Regions from separate parts of the Homo sapiens genome. Here region 1 is linked to region 2. Evidence: chromatin loops called from intact Hi-C (ENCODE). Cell type or tissue: psoas muscle. All regions are shown on one strand. Links, peaks and the distances in the headings refer to the core of each region. The heading gives the core; the rest is flanking DNA. Region 1 has its middle 300 kb from the start of CDH5. Region 2 has its middle 240 kb from the start of CDH5.

Region 1 (8,340 bases), core at 149-8,148, 58 kb after region 2:
TTACTTCTACAGATGTTATAATCCCAAAATATATTGTCACTATTTTGCTTTAAATATTTAATCATCTTTAAAAAAATGAAGAAATGACAGAAAAAGTCTTTTATGTTTACCCATCTGTTTTCTGTGTGTGGTATGCATCATCCCTTTGATACAAGATAGAAATTCAGATTTACACATTTTCCTATTCCCTGAAGAACTTCCTTCAACATTTTTTATAATGTCGGCTTTTTAGCTATAAATTTTTTTCGGGTTTGTCTAAGAATTTCTAAATTTGCCATCATTTTGAAGGGTATTTTTTTCTGGATACAGAATTTTAGAATAACAATCTTATTTTAGCCTTTTAGAGGTGTTCTAATATTTTTTGGATTGCATTATTTCTGGTGAAAAGTCAGTGGTGATTTTTTTTTTCACTTTTTTTTTCTGTAGATGTCTTTTCTCTGACTGTATTTAAGATTTTAAACTTTGGTTTCTCAGAATTTTGTTATAAGTCTCAGTGTAGTTTTCTTTATTATTTTTGAGGTGCATAGAACTTCTTGAATCTGCAAGTTGATATTTGTTGGCAAATTTGGAAATTTTTCAGTCATCAGTGAATATTCTTTTTCTACCACAATCTTTGTCCCTTCATTTTGAGACTCTAATTTCATGTGTATTACGCTACTTGATACTGTCTCATAGTTGAGATTGTTCATTTTATTTAGCCTTTTTATCCCTCTGTGTTCCTATCCAGATGCTTTTTTTTTTGTATCTACAAAGCTACTGATTTCTTTTGTAAGGTCTAATCTGCAACTTAGCTCATTCAGTGGATTTTTAAGTGTCAGATAGTCTATTTTTCAGTTTTAGAAACTTCATTTGGCTCTTTTTAAATTAATAGATTTATTTTTAAAGCATTTTAAAATTAACAGAATTGCACAAAAAATGCAGAGTTCCCATATACCCTGTCTCATCTCTCTCTCATGCAGTTTTCTCTACTGTATAGTTTGATGAGTTTTGACACATGCCTAATGTCATGTGTCCGTATTACAGTATCATATAGAATAGTTTCACTGGACCTAAAATCCACAGCCCCCTCATATTCATCCCTTCTTTTTTCCACTCCCTCAAACCCCTGGTAACCAGTGATATTTTTACTCTGTCTCTAGTTTTGCCTTTTCCAGAACATCATGTCATTGAAAACATACAGTATTCAGTCTTTTCAGACTGGCTTCTTTTCACTTAGAAATATACACTTAAGATTTCTTCATGTCTTTTTGTGGGTTAATAGCTGATTTCTTCTTAATTGCTAAGTAATATTCCATTGTGGGAATGTAGCATAGTTTGTTTATATATTGAAATATATCTTGGCTAAGTCCAATATTTGTCAATTATGAATAAAGCTTCTATAAACATTCATGTGCAGGTTTTTGTGTGGGCATACGTTTTCATTTCATTTGAGAAAGTACTTAGGAGCATGATTGCTGGATGGTATGATAAGCCTATGTTCAGCTATGTAAGAAACTGTCCAACTATCTTCCAAAGTGACTGTACCATTTTGCATTCCCACCAGCAATGAATGAGAGTTCCTGCTGCTTCACATCCTGATCAATATTTGGTATTGCCATTGTTTTGAATTTTAGCCATTCTAATAAGTGTAGTTATTTTTATAGTCTTCATTTCTCAATTGAGAATTTCTATTTGTTCCCTCTTTATATTCTTATTTTCTTTAAGTCTTTGAAATACCAGCTGTTTTAAGTTCTTGTCTCTTAATTCTATCCTCTCTGACCCTTCTGAGTCTGTATCTATTGACTGATTTTTTTCAATAGATACAGATATGCATCTCATTTTATCTACTGTGCATGTTGATATAGTTTGGATATTCGTCCCCACTCAAATCTCATGTTGAATTATAATCCCCAGTGCTGGAGGTGGGACCTGGTGGGAGGTGTTTGGATCATGACGGCAGATCCTTTATAAATGGCTTGGGCCATATCCTTGGTGGTAAGTGAGCTGTTGTTCTGAATTCACACAAGATCTGTTTGTTTAAAAGTGTGTAGCTTCTCCTCCCTCTTACCTTCTGTTGCTTCTGCTCTGGCCATGTGATGTGCCTGCTCTGTCTTTGCCTTGCACCATGATCTTAAGCTTCCTGAGGCCTCCCTAGAAGCCGAGCAGATGCCAGCACTGTGCTTTCTGTAAAGCTGGCAGAACTGTGAGCTCATTAAACCTCTTTTCCTTATAAATTACCCAGTGTCAGGTATTTCTTTACAGCAATGCAAGAATGGACTAACACACATGTCTAGTAAGGCTTTTGTTTTTGTTAAATTGTGTGCTGAACTTTGTGGATGCTCAGTTCTTAGTTGTTGAGATTTTGATGTCTTCTTCATTCCACAGTTTGGTTCTGTTTTGTTCCAGCAGAAAGTAACATTTACTTGTGGATCTCTTAATTCATTCAAGGATTTTTAAAATAGCTCTGTGTGGGTGGTTCTAGGACTAGCTTAGCTCTATGTCTAAGGCATGGCCCTTTTACTGTCTCTACCAGATGCCTGGGGTGTTGAACTATCCTTTGATTCTCACTAGCTGGAGCCTCTCAGCCTATGTGAGCACAGGCAATTCAGATCACAGTTCCTCAGTAGTTTCTTTCCCCTACTAGCTGTCCTTTGTCTCCTGGAGTCTTGCCTTGTGCATTCAGAGCTTAGAATTCAACAAAAGATTCAAGAGAACTCCTATGTACATTTCTGGAGTTTCTCCCCTTAGACACCTTCTTTCTAGTACCATGCCCTACAAATTGCGGCCACCTCAACCTCTTTCAAGTCCAGTTTTTGTTGCCTCTTCCCATGGAGGTATCAGGCCATAATGAATCACCCAGGCAGAAAGTCAGAACCAACATGGGCCTCATCTCATAGCAGACTTGCACTGACTGTTCCCTACAACTGAAATCAGTTATCTCATGTATTTTGTCCAGTATTCTAGTTATTTAATATAGGAAGAAAACTCTGATATCAGTTATCCCTTCATGGCCAAAAGTAAACATCCCACTCATTCTTTGTGTCACATTTAACTTTCATTTCATGAATTTCGTGTTTCACAGCATCAATCTTATTTGGTATCTGAGGCTCTTGCCTTTTTCCCCTCTTTCTAGGAGACAAGTCTGATAATATCTTGGTATTTAGTAATGCTTCAGTTTAACAATACTAACTAGCATTTGTTAATTAGCATTAACTAGCACTACCCAGGGCTATCGCTGGCATCTTTATCCCAGTGGAATAAAAATTACCATTATTCAACTATTCCAGACGAGGAAAGGAAGGTTCAGTTTGGAGAAGTAATTTGCTTAACACCTCTCAGCTGGTAGGTGATGGTTTTCTGACTCTAAAACCTCTGTACTTGTAGATTTTACCATAGTTTCTACTGTCCTTGTAAATTTTCAAACCAACTTCCCAGAGCCTCGGGCCTCAAAGAGTAAGAGAGAGAAATTGAGTGTATACTCTTATCCCAGCCCACCCTATATGCTGTTTGCACTAGAGCAAATATGCTTTTTAATGTTTAACTTATTAGAGTTCCATGCAAAATATATTAAAAGCCTTTCTGCAGCAAACAAAACAAATTTGTGGGACACTATTGTGCCACATGAGGCATTAATTTGCCCTTTTAAAATATTGGTTTTCTCCAAGAGGAGCAAGAAACTGCTAAGGAAGAGAAAAGTCTCTGTAGTTTCCTTTCCCTATTGTGTGATGCTGCAGAAAGCATATGGGTTCTTCAGTTAGGATCCCGGCTCTACCATAAAGCTATAAAGTTGTCTTTAGTTTACTCACACTTTCATGGACTCAGCTATACAGTCTGCACAATTAGGAAAAAAATCCTCTCTACAACATCTTGTTTTCAATAAACATATGTAAAAACCATTTAAAAAGGTCCTCAGTGATCCCTGCCTTCCGCTGTTGGTACCCTTGTGCGACCCCCTCTTCCTAAGCCTGGACTGGACCTAGGGACTTGCCTCTAATGAGGATAATACAGCAATGGTGATGAGGTGTCACTTCCAGGATTAGGCTATGAAAAACTGTGGCTTCTATCTTGAGTGCCCTCTCTTGCTCTCTCCCTCACTTGCTCTGAAGGAAGCCAGCTGCTCTGTCAAGAGCTGCCCTCTGAAGAGGCTCATATGGCAAGGAAAGGATGTCTCCAGCCAACAGCCAGCAAGGACTGGAGGCCTGCCAATAGCCATGTTTGTGAACTTGGAAGCAGATCTTCCCCCAGTTGAGCCTTGCAATGCATTCAGCTCCTGCCAGTATACCTTGATTGCAGCCTTGTGAGAGTCCTCGAGCCAGAGCACCCAGCTAGGCCATGCTTGGTTTCCTGACCTCAGAAGCTGAAAAATAAATGTTATCAAGCTGTTAAATTTTGGAATAATTTGTTATTTGCAAAGACAATGCGTACAAATAGTGTCTGGCACAGAGCTGATGCTCTGTTAATAATAATATCTCCCTTCTCCCTGCTTTCCTCCTATTCCATCCCCAGGGAATGGTGGCTTGCAGCACCCTGACTCTGCTCCTCTGCAGAGATGGTGCTCACTTTGGACTCTGACCCAACAGAAGAAGAATTCTCTGTTGCAAGTTCTCCAAGTTCTCCTTTCCTTTTTGGTAAGGATCGCATTTGGGTGTGGTGAGAAGTACAACTTATATCCTAATTGCTATCAGAGCCGAGAGTCGTAACACATAATTAGATGTGCATACAGCTGGAGATACGGAAATTGCAGTTCCTCTCATAGGACACCTTTTATAAAAGCTCTAGATGTACTAGACACTTAAAGCAGGTACAACATGGCTCCACCACATGAAGATGATCTTACATCGTTTCCTGTGCAGGCACATTTGGAATGTGTGTGCTTTGTGAGGTTTGTTTCTTCCTTTCTTTTCCTTCTTTTTTACATTCTCTGGCTGACTAAAGTTAAGTCTCTTCCCATAGGATCATGTTGAACTTTTATCTCTTCTATAGGTTCTCAGCTTTCAGCTCCCGCATCCCTTTTTCCAAGTTAGGAATCGACAGCTTGAAAACTGAGAAGCCTGAAGTCTCCAGGGTATTGTTCATTTGAAGAAATGTCCATCCCTCGGTGATGCAGATGCTTGTGGAATTTCTGGGGTTTGCCTGCTGGGATGAATTTCATTTGATCTCCCTGAGAATTGAAGAAAATCAAAGTCTTAGATCTAAAGGGAGATTACTGAGGACTGGTCCCCTACTTTGTTTTGAAACCTTGAAATTCCAGAAAAGGCCTCTCTCTCTCTTTTTTTTTTTTTTTTTGAATCTCAGATTTGGGGGAAAAATCTCTGTTAGGTATTTGCCAGCGCTTGGTATCTGTTTCAGAGTGGGCGAGGAGCAATTTGATTCTTTAAAAAATATTCTTGTCCAGGCGTTGTGGCTCACACTTGTAATCCCAGCACTTTGAGAGGCCAAGGGGGATGGATCACTGGAGGCTGGGAGTTTGAGACCAGCCTGACCAACATGGAAAAACCCTGTCTCTACTAAAAAGACAATATTAGCCGGGTGTGGTGGTGCATGCCTGGAATCCCAGCTACTTGGGAGGCTGAGGCAGGAAAATCGTTTGAACCCGGGAGGCAGAGCTTGCGGTGAGCCGAGATTATGCCATTGCACTCCAGCCTGGGCAATGAGAGTGAAACTGTCTTAAAATATCTATATCTATATCTATCTATCTATGTATATCTATATATTAATATATTATATATAAATATATATAATATATGTAATATATATTCTTTATATAACATGATCAAGGTTCAAGAATATATTACATTCTGGAAGGGAATTGCTTGAAGGTTATGGTCCATCCACCCATTCATTCCCCTAAGGCAGCACTCAGAAACCTGCAGAGGTCAGCCAGCTTTAGATGTGTAAGAAGCTTGGGGAAAGGCCACAGGGAGGGAACAGATTTTTGATATATGCATATATTATGTATATTTGTATGTATATATCACAGTGTATATATACTGACACATATTTGTGTATATTTAAAAATTGAGTCTGCAAGCCACCCTGAGCCCAGTGACTTCTTTCTAGCACCTCACTCCAAACATCATTAGATCTAAAAGCTATACATCTGGGGAGTGACATTTACCCCTGTTGAATTAAGTTTAGCCTAAAGCTGCCTCCTTACATATTTTAAGTCAGGCCTAAAGATTTCTCCATACATAGGGAACTGTAACGTAAATGGATATGGAAACAGGCTGTAACCTACTCTTGGTACCTAGAGTACAAAACTCTTGAGTTTCGGCCAGTCAAAGGTGGCCAACTGTTCAAATCCTGTTCAGATAAAGCAAATGCCGGCTGTAACAAATCCAGCTGCTTGTTGACTGCACTTCTGTTTTCTGCAGTCACTTTCCTTTTTCTGTCAATCAGTCTTCTTTGACCATGCAGCGATGCCAGTGTCTCTGAACCTATTCCTGTTTGGGGACCAGCTAGTTTGAATGCATTTCCTAGGTGCAGGGTTTGATGTCATCTGACTGTATCACCATCCACCTTAGGGGTGCAAGGTCAATGCCTGTATTGTTTATCAATGTGTCCTGTATGCTTAGAACAGTACCTGGCTCACAGTAGGCCCTCAGTAGATATTTGTTAAATGTTGTATAAATTTTGCTGAACATGTTGAATAAATAAGGATGAGCCCTGTGAGAATTTTCAGAGACTTTGATCTAAAATGTTGCTGAATGTCACATTGCCTGTATATCATGGTATTCTCTCATGGTATTTTCAAGAAGAACTCTTGGGAGAATGAACTTTATTTTAGAATGAAGAATAATTGCGCCTCTCCTGGAAAAATAAATCACTTAAATTATGTGGACATAGATTTCCTCTTCGGGCTGGCTACTAGGAAACTCAAAATATGTGTTTGATCAGCCTCTTTGAATTACATGAGACTCAGTGGGATCCTTTGTTTTCCCTTAGAAGCATACTTTTCTCATAGACTCCTGAGGTTTGGCGATCGTGCTGTATTGTAAGTGTTCTTGAAAGCAAGTTCCAGGGAGTGAATAAATGAAGACAATGCCATAGAAAGGGAGTAGGAATTAAAGAAGTGAATGGCAAGAGAATGAGGGTGGGGTGAAGAAAACAGAAGGAATTCACTGGAAAGGGAGGAAGACAATAGGACATGAGGGATATGAGATTGAGCTGGGATCTCCTCCAGGTCTTAGGACATCTCAGGAGGTGGTCTTTGAGGGCCCATTAGGCTTTGATAATGCCGTGGGCATGTGGCTAGCACCTCTGGGTCAACTTGTGGCTTGGAACTCTCTGAAGATGGAGAAGGAGGCAAAACCATGAGGATATTCTCTGGAGCCACGTTTACATCTCCACTTTGGTACTATGAGCTGCCACTTGCTTTTGTTGAGCCTCAGTTTTTTATCTGTAAAGCGGGGCTAATAATAGTGCCTTCTGCTAAGGTTCTCTTGGAGGCTCAATGAGGTAATGAATAAGAGGTAATGATAACATTTCCAGTGCTCAAATGGTAGTTATTGTTATTATTGCATTGAGCTTTCTAGATTTCTGTCTCATCTTCTGTCATCTCATGGCTAGGCTAGAGTAGCATAGAAAAGAAGGAGAAAGTCTCAATTTCTCCACATTTACCATTAGGCCTTTCTTGAAAGTTTCCTTTAAAAAAAAAATTGACCCCGATTTACTATGCCAAAACCTTGGAAGTTTTCTTCAAACCCAAACATAACTGGACCTCTTTCAGTCATCCCTGCATTTGTCCAGTACCTCCTGTCTGTAGGCAAATCTTATGAACTTGGCATTAGTAAAAATCACAAATATAATCCGAAATTTTTAATAAGGGATGGAAGTTTTAAAAAAATAATGGAAGACTTCTTCTCAGGGTGACCAAGGGAATACACTGAATTGCATGCTACAGAGCAAAACTATAAAAATCCATGTTAAACACCTGATTTTCCAAAGTTTCTCTTCATGCCACTGTCAAATCACTGCAGTCCTATTTCACTCTCTTTCCATCAAATATCTTCTTCTTCCCCTCTCAGGCTATCTTCTTTCAGCTTCCTCCCCTCTCTTGGGCTCTTCCAATTTCTGTAGACCTTTATTTAGAGAAGGGATCATCAAGCTTTTTCTGAAAATGGCCAGGTAGCAAATACTTTAGGCTTTTGGGGCTCTATGTTCTCTGTCACAGCTATTCAACTCTGCTCTTGTAACAAGAAAGCAGCTGTAGACAATAAGCAAATGAATGGGTGTGGCTGTGTTCTAATAAAACTATTTACAAAAACAAGAAATGGACAGGGTTTGGCCTTTGGGTTGTAATTTGTTGACTCCTGATTTGAAGCAACTTATGAATCTATCTTCACGTGATGAAACTTCAGC
Region 2 (8,340 bases), core at 47-8,046:
AATGACCGAGGACAAAGAGGTCTGCTTCATAAAATTCGAGGGTCCCTGTTAGCACTGAACTTGACATTTGCACCCTATCTGTATCTGATGGGTTCTCTTCCCTCTGTGCCCTACTGTTCCACAGCTAAGCAAACCTCCCCAGGTCCAAAATTCAACTCTGTGTCCCATTTAGTGAATAAGACGATGCTTCTTTGGTGACCCATCCACACCAGGGTGGGTCCTGGTATTAATAATAAAAGATGTCCCAGGTTCCATTGAATCCATTAATGTTTCTAACTTAGCTGACTCATTGTGTAGAATATGCATGACTAATCCATCAAAAAAGAGAATTCTCACATTGCAAATTTTTGTATGTTTATAAGAAAGTTAGATTTTCTTGTGCTTTTCTCCCCACAGCACCTGTCATTCTGGATAAGGATAGCATGTTCATAAAAGGGAAATGAGTGGAGAAGGAGGGAAGGAGTTGTGAGCAAAGCATTTAAAGCGTTGCCAGAATATAAGCAACAGTGCTTCATGTCGTGAAAAACTGAGAAAAGGAGTCTTTATGTACAGGAAGAACTCAGCAGCTGACCTCAAGAAGAAAGGAAAACATCCTCTCTTCACTTTTCTCTGGGATGCCTGTGCCCAGGGTCTTGAGTTTCCGACTGGGGCATAATGGATTTTTGGTGGCCTGTGACTTTATTATGGGTCTTTTCCCAAAGTGTTTTGAAATGGTATGAAAGAGTGTATTCAGTTAGAAACCTTGAGTTCTACTCCCAGGCTACTTAGAGGTTGTTTTGCAAACTTGAACAAGTCAAGTAAACCTGACTTCAACTCTACGCAATGGATTATGCAATGGTTGAAGTTCTAAGCTTGGAAGTTTCCAATGAGAACAAATAGGGGTGGTGAGAGCTGCCCTGCCCCTTTCAGGGACATTAAGAGGGTCACCAGGCAGGTGAATGTGACAGTGCCCTAAAGTTATGAAGAAATCTGTGCAAAACTGTATGTTGTTATAGTTCTTCTTGGGGCTGATGCACCGTGACCCCTTCAACAGTTGATGAATCATGGGATAATTGTTGATGAGTCATGGGATAGGTGCTGCTTCAAGGGATGTGGATGTAGGTTGGACAGAGGCCGACCCCAACTCTCTACTCATTTGCACTGTGCATGGCAAATTTGTTCTGGGAGTTTCTGCTTTGCTCCTGTCTTAAGCCATCAGACCACGTGTTCAGTAGTCCAGCCCTGGCCACAGCCTCTCTGCCTGGCTGGGCCCAGGCTACTTCTAAACTCTCTGTTTTTTTTATTTTATTTTATTTTTATTTTTTTTTATTTCAGATTTTATCCAACATGGATGTCTTGATCCAAGAGAAAAAAAGGGATCCCTTCAAAGTCCTTTCCCCAGTTTCCTGCTTAGTCCCACTCCTAGAGCCCTAGGGGGTTCTGTAGCTCCTCTATATTTTCAGGGAACTGAGCTGAAGCCAATACGAGATTTTAAAAGATACCCTATCCTTAAGCAAAGTGAGTGATGGTGCTCAGCATCCATGCCAACGGTCAAATTTTGGCTGTTTTATTCACATATCTATGTAATTTGTAGTTTTTTGGGGGGTGGGGTGGAGGTGGCTGGACCAACAACAAACAGCTAATCTAAATGAGACATTCCTGGAAAATGAGGCACATAAAGCTTTCTCTTTTCATATCCAAAATGGAATAAACAATTCCACCAGCGACCACAGGAATGCTGCTGGGGCACGAGGGCTTCAGCCTTCCTGATGGTCAGGCACTGACTTTAAGCTTAGACTCTAGAATTTGTTAATGAGAGGCCCTCCTGGACAGGAAGGAAGGAGGCTTGCTTGGGGTCTGATCTGTAAAGCACACTGGTGGAAGCTGTTTACATGCAGCTACACAAGAGGCTTCTTCCTGAGTACCAGGCCACCCTCAGTAAGGCACTGAGTGAGCACCAGGCATCACCAGGAATGAGGTCTCTGCCCCAGTCCTGGCCAAATGGAATAAGCAAACAGACTGAGGGTGTGTCAGTGGCTTTCCTGAGTTCCCGCACCTGGTAAATGATGGAGTTTAGACTTGAAAATTCTGCCTCCTGTCTCCAGGTCCAGGGATCTCTCTGGGACGTCAGAGAAGTCAGTTAATCTCTGCCACTCCTTCCTACCTGGATGTTCAATGAAAAGCCTGTTGGGCTTTCTGAGGACTAGAAGGGGGACACTGCCGAGAATTCAGTGAGGCCAGCCCACACCCCCACCCCTTCTAGGAGATTACCTTTAGATCCTCCAGCCCCAGTCTGCAGCCTCCTGGGCTGATGCTTTCTTTCTCTATTTACAGACACTAATCATTTCCCATGCAATTGAACAACTTAATAAGCTGCGAAAATTTGATAAGACAATTTAATTGTCGGCTTTTACATATCTGCTCAATATAGTTGGGTTTCTAGGGAAGGTGAGTGGGGAATGTGAGCAGAGGCACTTAATTAAAGAACTAAAACAGTGGGGCTAGATTAGAGAGAACTCTGGCAGACACCAACCCTGGACCTACGTCTCTTCTCTCCCCCTTTCACATGGGCCCTTTCTTTGAAATTTTATAAGCTCCATCCTCTGGGTAGTAGCAAAATAGAGATGCAGGCCCAGGCACTTGATGTGCAGTGTGGGGAGCTGACTTTGCATGGGGCGGCTCCCAACTGTTATCGGGGAGCTTTTTCTCGGGCCCAAAGTGGTTGGGTTTTAAGGGGAAGACCTAATTCTGCGTGTATGGTCGTAGCTCAAAGGGATAGTTCAAAATGGCCTCCTCATTGATGGGGAAGGATGGGGGCTGATTATAAAAAATTATAATCATTTTTTTGGTCTTTTCCTCTATCTTTTTGGGGAATTTTATGGCCATTTGGGCAATGCTGCATCATGGAGTATTGATGCCAATTTTAAATCACACATCCTCATTTTATCTAATTGAATTCTCATGCTAACTCTGAAAGGAATAGGAATCATTATTCCTATTTCACAGGTGCAGATCCTGAGACTCAGAGAGGTTAAGAAACTCGCCCAACGCCACACAGCTAGATAAACACCTCAGGATTTAAATAGATTGCAGGGGACACCAACAAGGCTCTGCTCAGATCCCCTCAGATCCCTCTGGCCCATCTGTGCATGCAGTAACATCTGCTTCACCGTTGACTGCTTGAACCTGTGGATCCACTTCACCTAAGAGCACAGAGAGCTGAAAGGGCCTGGAATCCTGTTGCCTCCCGGGCAGCCTGCAGCCAATGAGTAACTGGTGCTGGAAAACAGAAGGCTGCTCCCTTGCTGGAGGTAGGACAAACACTGAGGTGTAATCTATGCTCCAGGGTCCCCCAGGGGATCAGGCTGAGGTTGGGACTTTGCCTAAAATCCCACCCTTGCTTGGTTTCTTCCCTTTCCCTGTTTTTCCTTCTTCTCTCACTCTCTCATTTCTGTTCCTTCTTCCTTAAATAAATCTCCTGCACACAAATTCTCATCTCAAGGTGTGCCTCTGGGCAGCCTGATGTGAGATACAGATGTGTGTTTGACCTCAGCCTGCCCTTTCTGGAGTCCTGCAGCCTCGCCCCTTGTTTTGTGGGGTTATCAGATCTCGCTACGTAGACTCGGGGTACGGAATACATCCAGCTTGGAATTTCTGGGTGCTCGCAAGTTCTCAGTAGAACGCTCTTGGAATGAATTACTTAGCCTCTTTAGGCTGCAGTTTCATCACCTATAAGACAGAAATAGTAATTGTATTGCTCTTAAAGGACTTTTACTTTGTGGAAAGCCAATGAGTCTGCATATGTAGAACACAGCAGCGAGCACATAGTAAGTGGTCGATAAATCTTCATGATTATGATTATCAGTATTCAAGTATTTGCCATCTCGTCAGACCTTGGCTTGTAGTTGGGAGTCAGAAATGAGGTCACTGTGCTGTGAGTTCTTGTTGGGCAGGAATCTGCCATGTGTTCCGTGCACTTTAAGCACTTATTAAAACATTTCGGATAGAAACATTTTCACAAAGGCTGCTCATTACTGTAGCCAGCATTTGCCTACGAATGTCAGGAAAACCATTTTATGATGTTGCTGTAATGTGTCGTGTTCACTGTCGCATTCTCTCTTTCGGTCTCCCTTTCACTGGTGAGACACGTTTGCCAAGCATTTCACAAATGCAGTGGGGGGAAAAGGGAAGAGAGGAAGAGATGGGAAAAGGATAGTGAAGGGAGGAGCAGGAGCAGGCAGCTCGGCGGCATTCCCCAGGCACCGCATTAAGGGCCTGATTAACTTAAAATATTTCCCAGCTTCTGAGGCACTTGATTAAAGTCAATTGGGGGGAAAGAAGATAAGCTCTTACAAGGGCTAATTTGAGGCTTAGAAAACTTGAATATGTCTAAATCTCAAATTGTCGGGTGTGTAGCGCTGGTGATTGTCGGGTCTGTGGGGAGAGCGTTTTAACATGCTGGCGGTGCATCCGCGGTACCACCTGTCCCAGCTCCCTGGTCCCCACCCTTCCTCCAGGCAACTGCCTTGCGTCCCCTCCCATCTTCCCTTTTCTTCCGCTTGTGAGGGCTTAGACGATTTTGCCTTTTGAAGGCACGGAAATAGATGGCTTTACATTCAGAACACAGCCTCTGCCTCCTTCTTCCTCCCCCAGATGCCTGGAAAAATCAAAATCGGGGTTTAGCAATGCAGTCCCGTGGCACTCTCTTGATGTGTTAATGGGTCGTGCTTGCTGCACTGCCGTCCCAGCCGCCAGGGACACTGTGATATGGGCAGAGTTCGCCCTTCCCCATCAGTGCAGGTGGCAAGGAGCCAGGCAGGGAGCAATTGTTTTCCTGTCATGAACCACACTGGGCTAACTTTTGATCTTTGACAGGGAATTTCCTGCAAAGATGCAGAGAGAGCAGGGCTGTAGTCCAGGCCGATCTGCTCAGCACAGTGAGGAATCAGGTCTGGGAGGCGTGTTTTGTTGCCACTGGATGCTGTATTAGTTTTCTATTGCTGTATAACTAATCACCACAAATTTAATGGCTTAAAGCAACGCCCATTTATTCGTATACAGTTTTGTAGGTCAGAAGTCCAGCATGGTATGGCTGAATTCTCTGCTCAGGGTATCATAAGACTGATATTAAGGTACAGGCTGGATTGAGTCCTCTACTGGGAGCTCTGGGGAGACATCTATTTCCAAGCTCACTCAAAGTATTGACAGAATTGGCTTCTTATGGGTGAAGGACTGGAGTCTGTTTCCTTGCTGGAGGTCAATCAGGAGCCTCTGTGAGCAACGTAAGGCCACTCACATTCCTTTTCCTGGGGTCGCCCGCATCTTCAAACCAACAAAGACATAGCAAATCCCCTTGTGCCTCAAATCTTTCTGATTCCTCTTCTGCCACCAGCTGGAGAAAATTCTGCTTTTAAATGGCTCATCTGATTGGGTCAGGCCCACCCAGATAACCGCTGCTTTTTAAGGTCTGTTGATTTGGGACTTTACATCTACAAAATCCCTTTACCGCAGTACCTCGATTAGCATTGGAGTAACTAGGGGACCAGAATGTTGGGAGTGGGGGGAGATTCTGCCCATCATGTGTGGCCTAAGACTGTGCCCTGGTTATGGCCAGAGGACCCCAGATAGCCTTGAACCATCTCTGCCATCTCTGTGAAGTCCCTTAGGGAGGGAGAGGGCACCCAGGGAACCATGGCAAATGGGAACAAAGCTATCAGCTTCTTATTCTCAGCAGGGTCTTAGAGGTAATACAGAGAAGTGACATAGTTTGAGCTCATGGGCTAAGGAAACTCTCCCTCTCCCAAGCTGCTTAGTAGCCATTATTCCTTCTTTCTGTCTTCCCCAGCTTCCTAAGACCAAGCAGGAGCTGTCAACAGCACCCACAGAGAAAAATTGCAGCCACTTCTTGCAAAACTTAATACTGAAAGACATTAGCATTTTATATTTACTTTATTTATTTACTAAAACAAGTAATTGGTGACTTCTAATTCCAGGTGGCACCTGGCAAGCAATTCTTAATACCTTCCAAGGCCCTTCAGATATAATTTTTTTTTTTTTTTTTTTTTTGAGATGGAGTCTTGCTCCGTTGCCCAAGCTGGAGTGCAGTGGCAAGATCTTGGCTCACTGCAACCTCCGCCTCCTGGGTTCAAGCGATTCTCCTGCCTCAGCCTCCCAAGTAGCTGGGACTACAGGCAAGTGCCATCACGCCCGGCTAATTTTTGTATTTTAGTAGAGACAGGGTCTCACCATATTGGCCAGGCTGGTCTTGAACTCCTGCCCTAGTGATCTGCCTACTTTGGCCTCCCAAAGTGCTGGGATTACAGGTGTGGGCCACCGTTCCTGGCCCAGATATACTTTTAAAGTAACAGAAAGGAGCAGAACAGGATATCATTGCCGGAAAACAAGACTGGTAGCTCATGATCCAGGTATCTAGGGCAGTTTCTACACGAAGCAGAATGGAGATTGCTGTTAAATGCCAAAGCGTGTTCTGCCACTCCAGTCTGAATGAATGTATTAGCCAAAAGGGAAGAAGACAGGTCGAGGGGTTCTCCCTCTCTCCGGGCTTCTTGGGCCAGAGGGCTAGTGTCCTGTCTAACCTAAGAACTGAACATCCATCCCAATAGACAGTGGTCCTGCCTTTGAGGCCCTCAGAGCACATTTTATATCTTCCCTCTCCTAGCCACCATCTCAGGACATCCTCTGGCTGCTGTCTGGAGCCCGATGAAAGGACCATTCTGGCCAGAGTGGTTCATGAGCTCAGTGCAGTGGGCAGCAGAGGCACCAGTCAAGCCCTGGAGCAGTGGATTTTGGGAACTGTAGTTTCCAATGAGCGCCTTTGTTTCAAGGAAGCAGGCAGTCAAGGCATAAGATCTCTTTCCCAGCTCTTCCATTTCAGCATAGTTAGTGCGCTTGGTGTGGAATTAATTCTCATATGAACACACCAGCCAACATGTATGAGATTCTTGCTGTTTATTTGAGACCTCTTTCTATTCTGGATTCAGAATTAGAACATTTTGATTAGCACCACACTCTAACCAATTGAGCTAACCGGCCGCTGTGTGAATTAGAACATATTGAAAAACGGAACTCTTACCTTCAGGAAATTGAAATACAACATGACACTAGTAATTACAATGGTTTAGCACAGGAGTAAGACTCAACCGACAGGTGAATAGAATAGAATAGAATAGAATAGAATAGAATAGAATAGAATAGAATAGAATAGAATAGATAGTTCTGTGTGAACTAGAAGTTGGTATAGACTAAAACACCTTCAGAATGAGAACAATAAGGGCATATAGTTCAACAAATCATATCGTGAAAATTGATTATTTGGAAGAAAAATCAATCTAGATAGATCCTCACCTTTTAAAAAAATCCCCAAAATATTAAAAAATTTAACCTTCCCTCATTCAATATACTCTATACAATTAAAAGGCAAACAGCAAACTAGGTGAACATCATACGCATTTGGCAGAAAAAGGGTTAAAACCTTTGCTATACAAAAGGGCCTTCCACTCCAGGAGAAAAACTAGTAAAAGATGTCAACTACAGGTGAAGTCAAAAGGAACTATCTTTACAAGATAGCTTTACATTTTTCTTTTAGAAGAAAAATTCAAAGGCGTTCATTGTAATAACACTTACAAGAACCAAACATTACCCCAAATCCTTGACATGTATAATAATTAAATAGTGGTTAAATAAATTATCAAAAATTTGTGTGGTATAATATTGGGTAACTATTATAATTTTGCTTTAGAAAATACTTACTATCACAGGATCAAATATGAAATTTCGGCCAGGTGCGGTGGCTCACACCTGTAATCCCAACACTTTGGGAGACCAAGGTGGTTGGGTTAACTGAGGTCAGGAGTTTGAGACCAGCCTGGCCAACATGGGGAAACCCCATCTCTACTAAAAATACAAAAATTAGCTGGATGTGGTGGTGGGTGCCTGTAATCCCAGCTACTTGGGAGGCTGAGGCAGGAGAATTGCTTGAACCCAGGAGGCAGAGGTTGCAGTGAGCCGAGATTGTGGCACTGCACTACAGCCTGGGCGACAAGAGTGAGACTTTGTCTCAAAAAAAAAAAAAAAAAAAAAAAAAAATTCATTTTTAAACAGTGTGAAATGAAATATGCTATATAATAACCCATACAAGTGCCTGCATGTACAAGAATAAAAGAGACTCCTTGAACCCATTAACCAATTGTTCTCTCTGCATGATACAATTATATAGGATTCTTAGTTGCTTCTGTATTTTCTTTTTCCTTTTGCGTTTCTGTTTTCCAAATTTCCACAAGTTTTTACAAGCAAGTTATATGAGTTATTTTAATAAACCAATAGCTGTTGAATTAATGTATA

What was found. A loop is a pair of places that touch in the nucleus more often than their neighbours do. Peaks named below come from ENCODE experiments on the same cell type or tissue, not always from the same donor. Only the 100,000 strongest peaks of a DNase experiment are listed, where the experiment ranks them.
Region 1: it touches region 2 in a loop (3-fold over the local background); 4 of 110 quality-filtered maps call a loop at or near these places.

Annotation. Positions count from the first base shown.
Region 1 is chr16:66,066,491-66,074,830 of GRCh38, reverse strand. No RefSeq gene overlaps it. Among named protein-coding and RNA genes, the nearest start is that of CDH5, 300 kb to the left of the region's middle. In psoas muscle, for the core only: no CTCF peak of the experiment used is centred there; a DNase peak (open chromatin) is centred at 4,180; H3K27ac peaks cover 1,633 bases.
Region 2 is chr16:66,124,088-66,132,427 of GRCh38, reverse strand. No RefSeq gene overlaps it. Among named protein-coding and RNA genes, the nearest start is that of CDH5, 240 kb to the left of the region's middle. In psoas muscle, for the core only: no CTCF peak of the experiment used is centred there; a DNase peak (open chromatin) is centred at 4,757; H3K27me3 peaks cover 970 bases.